2 separate regions of the Homo sapiens genome follow, and region 1 is linked to region 2. A link is a contact called in ENCODE Hi-C or POLR2A ChIA-PET data. All regions are on one chromosome and are shown on one strand. The core of a region is the stretch at or near the end of the contact, and the rest is flanking DNA. Distances in the headings are between cores, read along the strand shown. Region 1 overlaps ADAMTSL3 (ADAMTS like 3). Region 2 overlaps ADAMTSL3 (ADAMTS like 3).

Region 1 (6,299 bases), core at 2,140-4,639, 86 kb before region 2:
CTCTGCCTATAAGCCTGTAAAATGAAAATCAAGTTAGTTACTTCCTAGATATAATGGGGGTACAGGCATTGTGTAAATACATCCATTCCAAATGGGAGAAATTGGCCCAAATGAAGGGGCTACAGGGCCCATGCAAGTCGAAAATTTAGCTGGGCAGTAAAATCTGAAAGCTCTGAAATGATATCCTTTTAACTTCGTGTGTCGCATACAGGTCACACTGATGCAAGAGATGGGCTCCCATGGTCTTGGAAAGCTCCGCCCTTGTGGCTTTGCAGGGTACAGCCCCCCCTCCCAGCTGCTTTCATGGGCTGACGTTGTCTGCAGCTTTTTCAGGAACACAGTGCAAGCTGTCAGTGGATCTACCATTCTGGTGTCTGGAGGATAGTGGCCCTCTTCTCACAGCTCCACTAGGCAGTGTCCCAGTGGGGACTCTGTGTAGGGATTCTGACCCCACATTTCCCTTCTGTATTGCCCCAGCAGAGGTTCTCCATGAAGGCTCCACCCTTACAGCAAACTTCTGCCTGGACATCCTCTGAAATCTAGGCAAAGGCTCCCAAACCTCGATTTTTGCTTCTGTGCACCTGCAGGCCCAACACCACGTGGAAGCCACCAAGGCTTGGGGCTTGCACCCTCTGAAGCAATGGACTGAGCTGTATGTTGGCTCATTTTAGCCATGCCTGGGATGCAGGGCACCAAGTCCTGAGACTGCACAAAGCAGCAAAGGCCCTGGGACTAGAGCATGAAACCATCCTTTCCTCCTAGGCCTCTGGGCCTGTGATGGGAGGGGCTGCCATGAAAACCACTGACGTGCCCTGGAGACATTTCCCCCATTGTCTTGGCAATTAACATTTGGCTCCTTGTTACTTATACAAATTTTTGCAGCAGGCTTGAATTTCTCCTCAGAAAATGGGTTTTTCTTTTCTATTGCATTGTCAGGCTGCAAATTTTCTAAACTTTTATGCTTTGCTTCCCTTTTAAACATAAGTTCCAATTCCAAATCATCTCTTTGTGAATGCATAAAACTAAATGCTTTTTAAGGCACCCAAGTTACCTCTTGAATGCTTTGCTTCTTAGAAATTTCTTCTGCAAGATATCCTATATCACCCCCTCTGGTTTAAAGTTCCACAGACCTGTAGAGCAGGGGAAAAATGCCACCTCTTGTTTTCTTTTTGAAACTCCATTTTTATATATGATAAACCTTCTCAATATTTCCTCTGTATCTACCTTTTGTGGATATTTTACATATTTTATGTATTCTCCATGCTTTATTCTGGGTAATTTTTTCAGCTCTCTCTTCCATTTTACCTGTTTACTCCAGCACATAACTTTTGAATTTCAATCACTGTATTTTTAACTTCTAGATATTCTATTAGTGGAACCATATAAACTGCCAATATTTGACCATTTTTGACCAAATAGAAAGTTTCAGATGGTTCAATGTGATAATTGGTTCTTCTAAACAATCTTCCAAGTATTTTTGATAGTTTATTGTTCATAGCGTAGATTTTTAATTTCCTGTTTTATATATGTAAACATTTTAAATAAATACGTTTATATTCTGTACCTGATAATTCCAATTTACGATGCTCTGTGTATCTGATTCTGTTTTTTCCCCCACTGACTCTCACACATTGTTTCTTCATGTGTTTTTAAAAAATTTTGATTATGAGCTAATGCTCATTATGTCTTTGTGGGAATTTTAAGGTCTGGGTAGAAGATACATTCCTCCTTGCAGGATTTACATCACCTCTATCAAGACCAGTATGAATTAATTTTTTGGATCACATAGAGTGAATATAAACCCTACTCCTACATAAAGGGCTACTTGTAGCTCTTAGATTCTCAGGGGAGCCTTTCTGATTCCTTCCATTCAGAGGCAGACCTGAGACAGATAGTTCTCCTTGCAATCTCTCTTTACAGGATGGATTTCATTTTTTGAATTTGCCTTTCCATTGAGGTAGACCCTGGCTTTGTATGGGGAATCTCCATTCTATTCCTTACTTTCTGAAGGTCTAAGGACTTGTCTATCAGGCAAAAGATCTTAAAGCCAAAAAGTGTAGGTTACTGAGACTGACAACTGTCCCCACTAAGGCAATGCTTCAGCTTGTTTTTGTCTTCTGAGGATTTCTCTTACTTTCTTACAAGCTTAGTTCTGCATTTCAAGATATGTTTTACATATTTTACCCAGTATTTTAGAGGTATTTAGCAAAAAGCCTTTAAGGATATCAAGTCCATCATGTGGTTAGAAACTGATGTATACAGTCACATACTTGAAATAATAGTTCAGCAAGTTTAGCTCTATGGTGATCATGATATTCCCTCAGTATTCTGAAGATATTATTCCTTTGTCTTCCAGAAACTCCAGTTGTTGATAAGTTGTTTGTAGTTAATCTGTTTTTCATGAGTGGTAGCTTTTAAGATTTTCTTATCGTCCCTGATTTTCTGTAGTTTCACTATTTCATATCTATGTAGGGATTTATTTTCATTTGTTTCTCTTGATACTAGGAGTGGATATTTTTTCCTAAGTTTTAGTAAACAGTTTACTTCATATCTTCATTCTCTGACGTTACTTCCATATTTCTTAATTTTCTTCCCTTTCCCCAAATCATCAACTATTTTTCTTTTATCTTAGAAACTGAACTGTCATTTGCTACAATTGCTTTGGGACCTCAAGCTCCAAATAACCACAAGTGCAGCTCCATTCACCACCTCATGTTTCCATTCCTTTCCTAGCCCAGGTAGTTGTTTTCTTACTTGTGTCTTTGATAGGCCCCCTTTTATACTGCATCTACCATTGATCTGTATTTGGAACAGAATATGATGTTACAACACCATCTTAATTGGAAGTCTATCAATTACTTAGACTATAATTGATAATATCTAAATTCCAGAAGTTTTGAATGTGAGTGAAGTCACCGAAAGTAGATACATGGGTCATATTTGGATGACAATTGGACTACATAGCTAAATAATCAGAAGGTTTCTGTTTCATGATTAAAACAATTCAGCTTAAATTTGTAAGTTTATTGATGTGACTTCAGGATGATCATCTTTTGAGCAAGTGTATAGCTAGATAAATCAATTATAGTCACAAGGAACTGGAGATGGAGCTGTTTTTATTTAAGAAATGGGCAACAATTTCTTATTCACAGACAATGAACTCAATAAAGAATTGTTTTTTATATCAAGAAATAGGTAACAAGCTGGTACAGAAACACATCACTATTGCCTCTTGCTTTCCTCCTTTCTTCCCTAGCAGTGTTGAATCCTGTTAGAGAAGAAGGCTCTCCTCAGACTAGCAGGACCATTATGTAACCCAGCATGCTTCTACAAGCTGCTGGCTCTCTCCTGGAAAAAGCAAACTCCATAAATAGCAGGCACTCAGCAGTTATAGGATAGATCAGGGGGAGTAACCCCATAAAAGCAAATAAACATCCAACACCCCACCTTGGAGAGCCCAGGCTAATACATCAAATACATTTGCCTTTGGGTAAATAAAGATCCACTGGCTGTTCAACCCAATCTCAGTGGTAAGTTTCACCCTGGGGTAATATTTTACTGCTATTGCCCTTGGAGTCAGTAAATATTTGTATGGAAAATATTATGCAACACACTGTTCCTGTTATTCCTACACCACTAGTTTCTAGAACCTAAAACATTTTTGTAAACTTACCTTTATTTTGGCATCAAATCTTTGTCTCTGCTGGTTTTTTTCCAATATAACTCTCAACCTTTGAAAAGTTTATTAAATTTGCAACTTTGAAATGAGGAATAGTATTTCCTTTCACATAAAAACAGACTCTTAATTTTGCAAAGTGGCCAAGACATGTTGTCTGCTCTATTATTCCTAGCTTGGAAGCTCTGTGGGCAAGAGATTGCTGAGGAAGAGAATGTGTAAGAACTCTTGCTGAGGCACAGTGATGAGAGAAAGGGGATACAGTACACAGGCTGATGCATGAATAAACCAGTAAGCTTTCTTCAGTAAATTTAAGAAACAATTTCTAGATTTGTTGCTAAATCTTGTTCTGGTTTGGTGGGCAATGGAAGAGCACTGACTAAACTCAACCCTGCCTTGACCTCCTGGGCAGGTCAAACCAAGGCTGTCATCCTTAGAACTAAAACCCCAAGCACGTCACACTACTCAGGTATGGACATAAGGATTGTTACAAAAGGACTAGACATAATTTGAAGACATGAGTGAAAAATGCAACCTGAAAGCACTACTCAAAAATGAAAGACTGGAGCTTAGGGGACCTCGGTGATCATAAAGTCCAACACCTTTCTTCATTATTCATATTAAGAAACAGGGTCCAGAGAGCTAAGGAACTCACCTGAAATTCCTTGAGAGACGTGGAACTGAGGCTTTATCCCATGTCCCTGATCCATTTCCAATTTTCTTTTGACTTTTGAGAGTTCCTTGCTATCAAGTGTCTCAGGTAAGGATCCTATCTCACATTCTGTTGAACTTCATTTTACCAGTGAGAAGTGAGCCAATGATTACTTTTATGGGAGAGAATTAACTAATGTCATAGTAGCGAAGGTCTCTAAGAGGCAGAGGGCATAGTGTGTGCAAAGGTCCAAATGGCATGAATGAGCAGGAGTGTGGGTCATGGTGCATAATTTACTGTGGCTGCTGAGCAAGTTCCTTAGGGTGAGTCTGAGTGTGTGTGTGTGTGTGTGTCTGTCTCTGTCTCTCTGTCTCTCTCTGTCTCTCTGTGTGTGTGTGTGTCTGTCTCTGTCTCTCTGTCTCTCTCTGTCTCTCTCTGTGTGTGTGTGTGTGTGTGGTAGAGGTGACAGGAGATGTGGTTTAAGAGTTGGATCCAGGGTCACAAAGGCATTTATATGCTGTTATAGGTTGAATTGCCTTCCCACAAAAGATGTGGAAGTTATAACCCCCAGTACTTGTGACTGTGACCTTATTCGGAAATAAGTTCTTTGCAGATGATCAAGAGGAGGTCATTAGAGTAGGCCCTACTCCAATATAAGTGATGTCCTTATGAAAAGGAGAAGTGTGGACACAAAGACACAGAGAAGGAAAACAATATGAAATCACAGGGACAATGCCATTCACAAGCCAAAGAATGCCAGAGGTTACCTGCCAGGAGAAAGCCATGGAACCAAGGCTCTCTCACAGCTCTAAGAAAGAATCAACGCCGCGGACACCTTAATTTTGGACTTCTGGTCTCCAGATCTGGGAGATGATAAATTTCTGTTCTTTAAGCCACTCTGTTTCTGGTGCTTTGTTATGGCAGCCCCGGCAAAAGAAACACATGCCAAAGTAGAGAATGTGGGTTTTAATCCATAGATAAAGGAGTGTTGTTGAAGGTTTCATGCAGAGGCACACACAGTCATTTTGCAACTTAGAAAGATAAAGATCTTTCATAGTCGTGTGTGCACATGGATCAGAGCAGGAAACAGGAGAGTCAAGAGTTCATTTAGAAACTTGTGAAACAGTTCAGGTAAAACATATCTGAATTAAGGCAGTGGCAGTTACACATGATTAGGACAAATTCATCAAGTACTGAAAAGTAAATGGTCAAGAATCTCAAGTTCATATTATCAGAGAACAAAAACCATAAAAGGCCACTTTATGTGATTCCACTCAAAAAAGAAACTCAGGTTTCATGATAAAGTGGGGGAAAATGTTTGATTTAGTCTTGAAAATTTAAATTAAAAATTATAAAATCAAGTTATCTTATCTTGAACATAATTGTGGTTGTAATGCCAACTTTATGCACTAATTCTTAGAATGGCAGAGAATGAATTGTAAATTGTTTCATATTTTGGCTTTCTTTTCTGAAAAAATTATATGATGACACATTATGGCTACCTTCACTTCCAGAGCAAGAGTGGAACAGTTATTTTCACAAAAATAAAACTGAGAGTTTCATCAGTGTTCTTAGGGCCTCTCTTTTCATCCTGTGATATGCAAATCATTCTCATTTGAAGTGCCTTTCATGTTGTTATCATTTTCGTTTTCTCTGTTTTAGTTGTTACTTGGCTAGAAACAGGACAGAACTCTGGTGAAGACTAGCTTCATGTCAATCTGCAGTAAGATTTAAATCTAGAAATAAAATATACCCCAACATATTGGGTTGTATTTTCTTCTTTTTACTCTTCTTTGTTAATGGCTAGCAATATATCATAGCTAGCTGGGTGTGGTCACTCATGCCTATAATCCTAGGGGCTTGGAAGGTTGAGATGAGAGGATGTCTTGAGCCCAGGAGGTCAAGGCTGTAGTGAGCCATGACTGCACCACTGCACTCCAGCTTAGATGACAGAGAAAAACCTAATCTCTA
Region 2 (5,964 bases), core at 2,920-5,419:
AGTAGGCTCATGTCTGGGACACCTAGATTTGTTGTTGATGGTGGTAACTGGTTCCTGTTGATCACATTCATTGTCTGGAATTATTCCAAAACTGTCTTATTGAAATTTGGTGGTAAGAGATTCTTGATAATCTCTTGGAATAGGAATACCTGTTCCAAGGGGTTGTTATGAGTGTTCAATGAGGTAATATATGCAAAGGGCTTAGAAAAGAACCTGGTGCCAATTAGGCGTTGGGTAAGTATAAGTTATTATTAAAACCATGTTGAGCACTTACTCTGCCACCAGGCAACATGCTAAGAAACTTGAGATAAGTTACCTCATTCATTCTAATGAAAACTCATTTCTATAATTAAGACAATTAAAATTTTATAAGGTTAAAGTGACTTGCCCAAGATCACGGTGCTCCTAAGCATTAGAACCAGGGTAAGGACCCAAAACTACACTTTTAAATCCTTCTACTATGAGACCAAGTGATGCTGTATAAACTCAAATTCACTCATCACACAGAGTTTCATTTTATGGGTTTCACTTGTTTGATTTTGCAATCACTGGACTGACCTAAGATTCACTGACTTTCCCTCCCACACATAAATGCTCAAGTCCAGCTGTTCCATCATATTTTTTCTATGTCTCATTTCCTGCTGGATATCACAGCTTTGCTAAGTAGCAAGATGTACAGGAAATAAATTGTCCACACAATATTAACTAATCAATAAACATCAGTTTCAGCCCAGAAGCACTGTAATTTATATCAGATCATTTATTTTCACTATAAAGTTCAACCGGAACTACATCAACCTAAATATATACATTCCAAGGTAAAACAAGGAAAAGGATGTCTTAGTGACTCTCACTTTGACAACCTCATCCCCACTTTCTATTTTTGTTTTGTTTATTTTTTTATTTTTTTGGTGTGTGTTTTTTTAGTTGGTTGGGTTTTTTTTTCTGAACAAAATTTTCTGTCGAGTATTTTTCATGTTACATTTATAGAACCTGCATTTATTTTCTCCTTCTGCTATTTAGATTCAAACACACACACACACCATTCCCAAGGCATAAAGTAGTTTTTTTAAAAAATAAGAAAACTTTTTAAATACATGCTAATGCTAATAATTTGAACCCTATAGAAAATTGCAAAAAAAAAATAGGTTTTATTTTTAAGGAATGCATTTTTTAAAATGAGATAATGTTGTGACAACATTTTGTAAACTGAAAAAAAAAAAAGTGTTTGTTAATTCCCTCACACACCCATAACTATTTGTCATCACTTAGACTAAAAAGAGTTACCGAGGCAGGGCATGGTGGCTCACACCTGTAATCCCAGCACTTTGGGAGGCTGATGCAAGTGGATCACCTGAAGTCAGGAGTTCAAGACCAGCCTGACCAACATGGTGAAACTCCATCTCTACTAAAAATACAAAATTAGCCGGGCATGGTGGCACGTGACTGTAATCCCAGCTATTCAGGAGGCTGAGGCAGGAGAATCACTTGAACCCAGGAGGTAGAGGCTGCAGTGAACTGAGATTGCACCATTGCACTCCAGCCTGGGCAACAAAAGCAAAACTCCATCTCAAAAAAAAAAAAAAAAAGTTACCTGGCATGGTATTGTACAGAACAGGGTCTGCACAATTTTTCAAAAGTAGGATAGTAAGGTTTGCTTCAAGCTCATCTGTCATTCTGTAGGAGCAGTGGGGGATTTTGGAAGGCGAAAAAAGGAAAAGTCAATGGGTAGCAACACTGATTCTGCAGCTGGAGGACTGTCTATACACTACTTTGCAAATGGGGGTGAGAAAAATGCAGTATGCCAGTAAGCAAAAGTAGAAAAAGCAAATGTAGGAAATTAACAGCAAATTTTTTACAAAAGAAGGAAGGAACACAGCAGAGCTTTGCCTTGTTGAGAACAATCGGCTGCAAACTGAAAACTGACCAGCATGCCTTGAGCTGTTAGGCCACATTACTAAAGTCTCTGATTGCTCAATCTGCAAATGAGTATCTTCAGCCCTTAGCTCCTATGCAGAAACATCTGCTCCCAACCTGACGTATGTTTATTTACTGGCCTAAACTGCCTTTACCTCAAAAGACCATGGTAACAGGCAGACTGACCAATAATGTATGCCTCTGTGCTTATTGGCAGGGCTAGCTTTGGAACAGCATGCAGGAGATGGGACTATGTCACACAGCATCTAATAACAAATATCTGTCCAGATGTTCTCGAGCATCATAGTGTAACTCTCATTTTCTGCCCTTTATAATACTGCCTCTAAGAAATCAGGAGGCTGGTGAGGATAAAACAGTCATCTGCCTTCTGACTCTGTAGTGGGGCATCAGACACTGAAAAGCAGAGGCGTTAACCAAAGGCATGCACCAGTGGCCACCTGGGAAGTTTGGCAACCTGCAATTGCCCAGATTTACCCCTCAAAATTCTAGGGTGGGGCCTGAGGATTAGAACATGGGACAAGTTCCCCAAGTGCTCCTGATGTGCACCCTGGGTTAGGAACCATGGAGCTGGCTGGGCTCTGCCAAGGGGAAACAAGGGGTGGGTTGGCTGAGGCAGCCTTTGCTCCCCTCTGACTCCATTTCTGTGCTATCTTTGTTCCCTGTCCCACCACTCTAAGCCTCGGTGCACCTCTCGCCTCATGCTCATCTCGCCGTCCTTGGAAGACACTTTGGGAGGGTGGTTAAGCACATGAACTCTGAGGTCAGAACCATCTTGACCACTCACCAGTTGTGAGACCTTGACCAAGGTGCTTAATTTCACTGAGCCTATTTCTCCATTTGTTAAATGGGGAGGGTATAGTAGTACCTACCTTGCAGGGTTATGTTAAGAATAAATAATGTCACACATAACAAATACATAGCACAGTGTAAGCATACAAACCCTGGGGGCCATTATTATTACTATTATTTTCCCAATAAGTATTTTTACTAATAATCCCAGTGCTCTCAGCTGGTCAGCAGGTGTCAGGTCTCCTGGGTGACCACGGGTGTTGCAGTGCTTGGCTACTAATAAGCTGCTTCTGATTTTAATTCACATTCCTCAAGGACTGCTTCCATAGGGATGCTGGTCTAAGTGGGCTCTTCAATTCTGTGTAGGTCAAGTCGACACACCTTTACTGGAAACATACTGGGTGCCAGGTACTGGGCCAGGTGCATGAGGTTCTTGAGGAGCTCACATACCAATGAGGGGGTCAGTGCAAAAACTAAACCTCCCTCTTGCAGGTTGTGACAATAACATGTTAAAAGGCAACCAAGTAGCAGTTCATGGGAGATAAGAGGAAACCTCACACCAACTCATTCTTGTGGTGTATCTAAAATTTCCTGGGCCCTTTAAGAATAAAGACAAGCCATCACTGTCAAGCCCTTTATTAAAAGTTTGGAAAATTGCTTCATATAAGTTCCTGGGACTTCTTTCTCTAAACTCCATTCAATCCTAAGATCTATTTTTTTTTAACAATGAACAAATTACACACACTTAATAGATTTTCAGAGCTAGAAGATTTCTTATAAATTGTCCATGCTCACTGTGCAGATGAAAAAGTTGAGGTCGCAGTAAGTGAAGCATCTTGCCTAAGAAGATAGATTGTCAGAGGCCAAACTGAGGTTATTACCCCAGTCTTTGGCTTCCAGTCCAGTTCTATTGCACAATATCATTTAGTCCCACTGAAATCATAACAGGAAGCAGAATCATCTCCAGCGAAGGCCATGTATTCATTTGTTCAACATTAACTGAGCTCCTAGGATGTGTTCAGTACTGCACTAGCACTAGGAATAAAATGGTGGACATCATAGACATGGTGCCTGCTCTTGCAAAGCTTACTAGTGGGAGAGGCAAACTAGACAAATAAATGAAATAACCACTTCTTTCCCTAAAGGCTAAGCAAGAACTAAACAGAAAAGAGAAGGGCCTACTTTACGTAGAGTGGTCAAAGAAAGCCTCTCTGAGGAGGCGACACTTGTGCTCAACGTTGAGAAAGAGGTAACTACGTTGAAGAGCAGGGAGACACATGGTCCAGGTTCAGGGATGGGTCGGTGCAAAGGCCCATCGGGGGAATGGGCACCTGACATTCTGGAATCTCCCAGAAAGCCAGTGTAACTGGGGATTAGGGAATGAGGAGCAGATGGCAGCACATGATGTAACACAGGGGCCAGATGATACAGGCTTTAAAGGCTTTGGAGAGGGACGCGGATTTCATCATAGGTGTAAGGTGATTCATGAAGAGGCCAGGGAGTTCACAGTCTGTCTGCTTCTCCATGTAAAATACAATCTATGACATTCCTTTGCAACACAGTCTACATGCTATTTTTCCATTATCTCTCTTCATGCACAGGGCCAGAAGACAAACAAAACCATGCAAAAGAGCTAGGCAAGGACTAGAACCCAGGAGTCTTTATTTCTAGTCACAGAGTCTTCCTTCCAGGCCACACTCTCCCTTGCTGAATTAAATGGAGGAGGGTGAAACTTTTAATTCCATTAAAAGGAACAGGGTCTTTGGTTTGAATATTCCTTTCTCAATCGCAGTTCTGATAGAAGAGTATGACCAGCCAGAATCTCACCCTAGAAAGACGAATGTGGAGGTAGAAAGAGATGATGTGGGAAGACAGGAGAATGAAAACCAATTCATGTTACCATGTTAGCAGACCCTTTATATCCTACACAATCTTCCTTGCTATGGAATAAGTTAAATTTGTAAATGGTTTTTGGGAGTGACAGTCAAAGGAGAAATGAACAGTGGATGAAGGGAAAAAATCTTAAGAATTACACTGTGAGGCAGCCCCATGATCCACCTAGCCCAGGATTCTATTTGTGTCAAGGAATGCATTAGAAGAGTGTGTGTTTATCTTCATACTGCCAAAACTTGAGCAAAATGCTGGTGTTCCCAGTTGGCCTTAGGTATCACTGTATCAATAGGCTTGGCTGCCACCATGTAAAAATGGACAAAAAGCTTAGAATAGACAAGCCGATCTTGTTTATTTGCCTCACACACGTGTGCCCTGATGTGGACAAGACCAAAATAAGGAACAAACCTGGAAATACAACTAAGTTTCTAAATGCCAAGTCAAGACTCTCTAAACAGATATGTTTGTTGTTGTTTTTACAGCTTTCTCTCTTTAATACCTGAGTGGCCTCTAGTTTCCTTTTCCAACATCCAAAGCTGTTTATGTTGGTTGTCAGTTCCGTCTCTCTCCTCCTCCCTCTGAACAGGAAATCTGTATGTTGTATCTGGATAAATTTCTGATATTTTTCATAGCAAAGGTTTTGGCTCCAGGCTCTTACACCTTGTGTCTGCCTCACTGCGTGATGGAAATGATATTCTGTGTGCAGCCTTGTGCACATTCTCCAGTGCAGGGCTGTGCCAACAGCATCTCGTTGCCATGTCCTGACTCAGGGTGAGTCCCAGGGAAGATTGGAATGAATTCTTGGCAAGGTGTGGATGTAGGAGCTGCGTAGATTCTGCAGGCTCCAGTGATGCACACTCAGGGGGAGACATGGCTTCATTTCCTACATTTCTTTCACACAAAGCATGATTATAGGGAAGTGCTTCCATATGGCCTAGGGAAAAAATCCCAGCCAAAAACAGCTTCAGCTGGTCAGTTTCAGAGCTGTAACAAACATGATGGGGCCATAATTAGAATCAAGATGGTGAAGGACTGTGTTTTCACGCAGGCAGGAATCTTTGCTACCTTTAGCCTTAGCTCAAGCGCATGCATACGGAACCTGATAACATGCCAGCATCCTGTGGGATGTTCCTGGCTTATACCATGTCACTCATGCCCTGCACTGAAGGATCTGTGCCCTCCAGTTCCCCTTTCTACGTAGAAATTGATTTTTTTTAAAAAAAAGGACATTTTAGGGGTTCTTAACCTGGAATGTCCTAAACAGGCATCAGGGGTCTGAGAACCCCACAAAAAAATCAGAATGGCAAATGTGGGGCTTATAAATACACATGCATTTTCCTGGAAAGA

Evidence for each region. A loop is a pair of places that touch in the nucleus more often than their neighbours do. ChIA-PET counts read pairs that join two places held with the same protein, here RNA polymerase II (POLR2A). Pooled maps may share reads with other maps.
Region 1: a loop to region 2 is called in a map of sigmoid colon, with 2.4 times the contacts of the local background. The contact joins two enhancer-like sites. A Hi-C loop is called at or near these places in 4 of 168 maps with a recorded cell type or tissue (MCF 10A, heart right ventricle, right lobe of liver and 1 more) and 4 of 50 pooled maps. POLR2A ChIA-PET finds 5 or more read pairs at or near these places in 1 of 52 experiments (MCF 10A).

What each region holds. Positions count from the first base shown.
Region 1 is chr15:83,928,166-83,934,464 of GRCh38, reverse strand. The region is part of intron 17 of ADAMTSL3 (ADAMTS like 3); the gene reads right to left. Among named protein-coding and RNA genes, the nearest start is that of ADAMTSL3, 280 kb to the right of the region's middle. RefSeq lists enhancers at 5,907-6,106, 6,127-6,296. Within about 2 kb of position 3,389, at least 4 of the 41 ENCODE cell types and tissues checked have a DNase peak (open chromatin) inside an H3K27ac peak, as active enhancers do; they include right lobe of liver, where a contact is called at or near this core.
Region 2 is chr15:83,843,121-83,849,084 of GRCh38, reverse strand. The region is part of intron 7 of ADAMTSL3 (ADAMTS like 3); the gene reads right to left. Among named protein-coding and RNA genes, the nearest start is that of ADAMTSL3, 190 kb to the right of the region's middle. Within about 2 kb of position 4,169, at least 5 of the 41 ENCODE cell types and tissues checked have a DNase peak (open chromatin) inside an H3K27ac peak, as active enhancers do; they include right lobe of liver, where a contact is called at or near this core.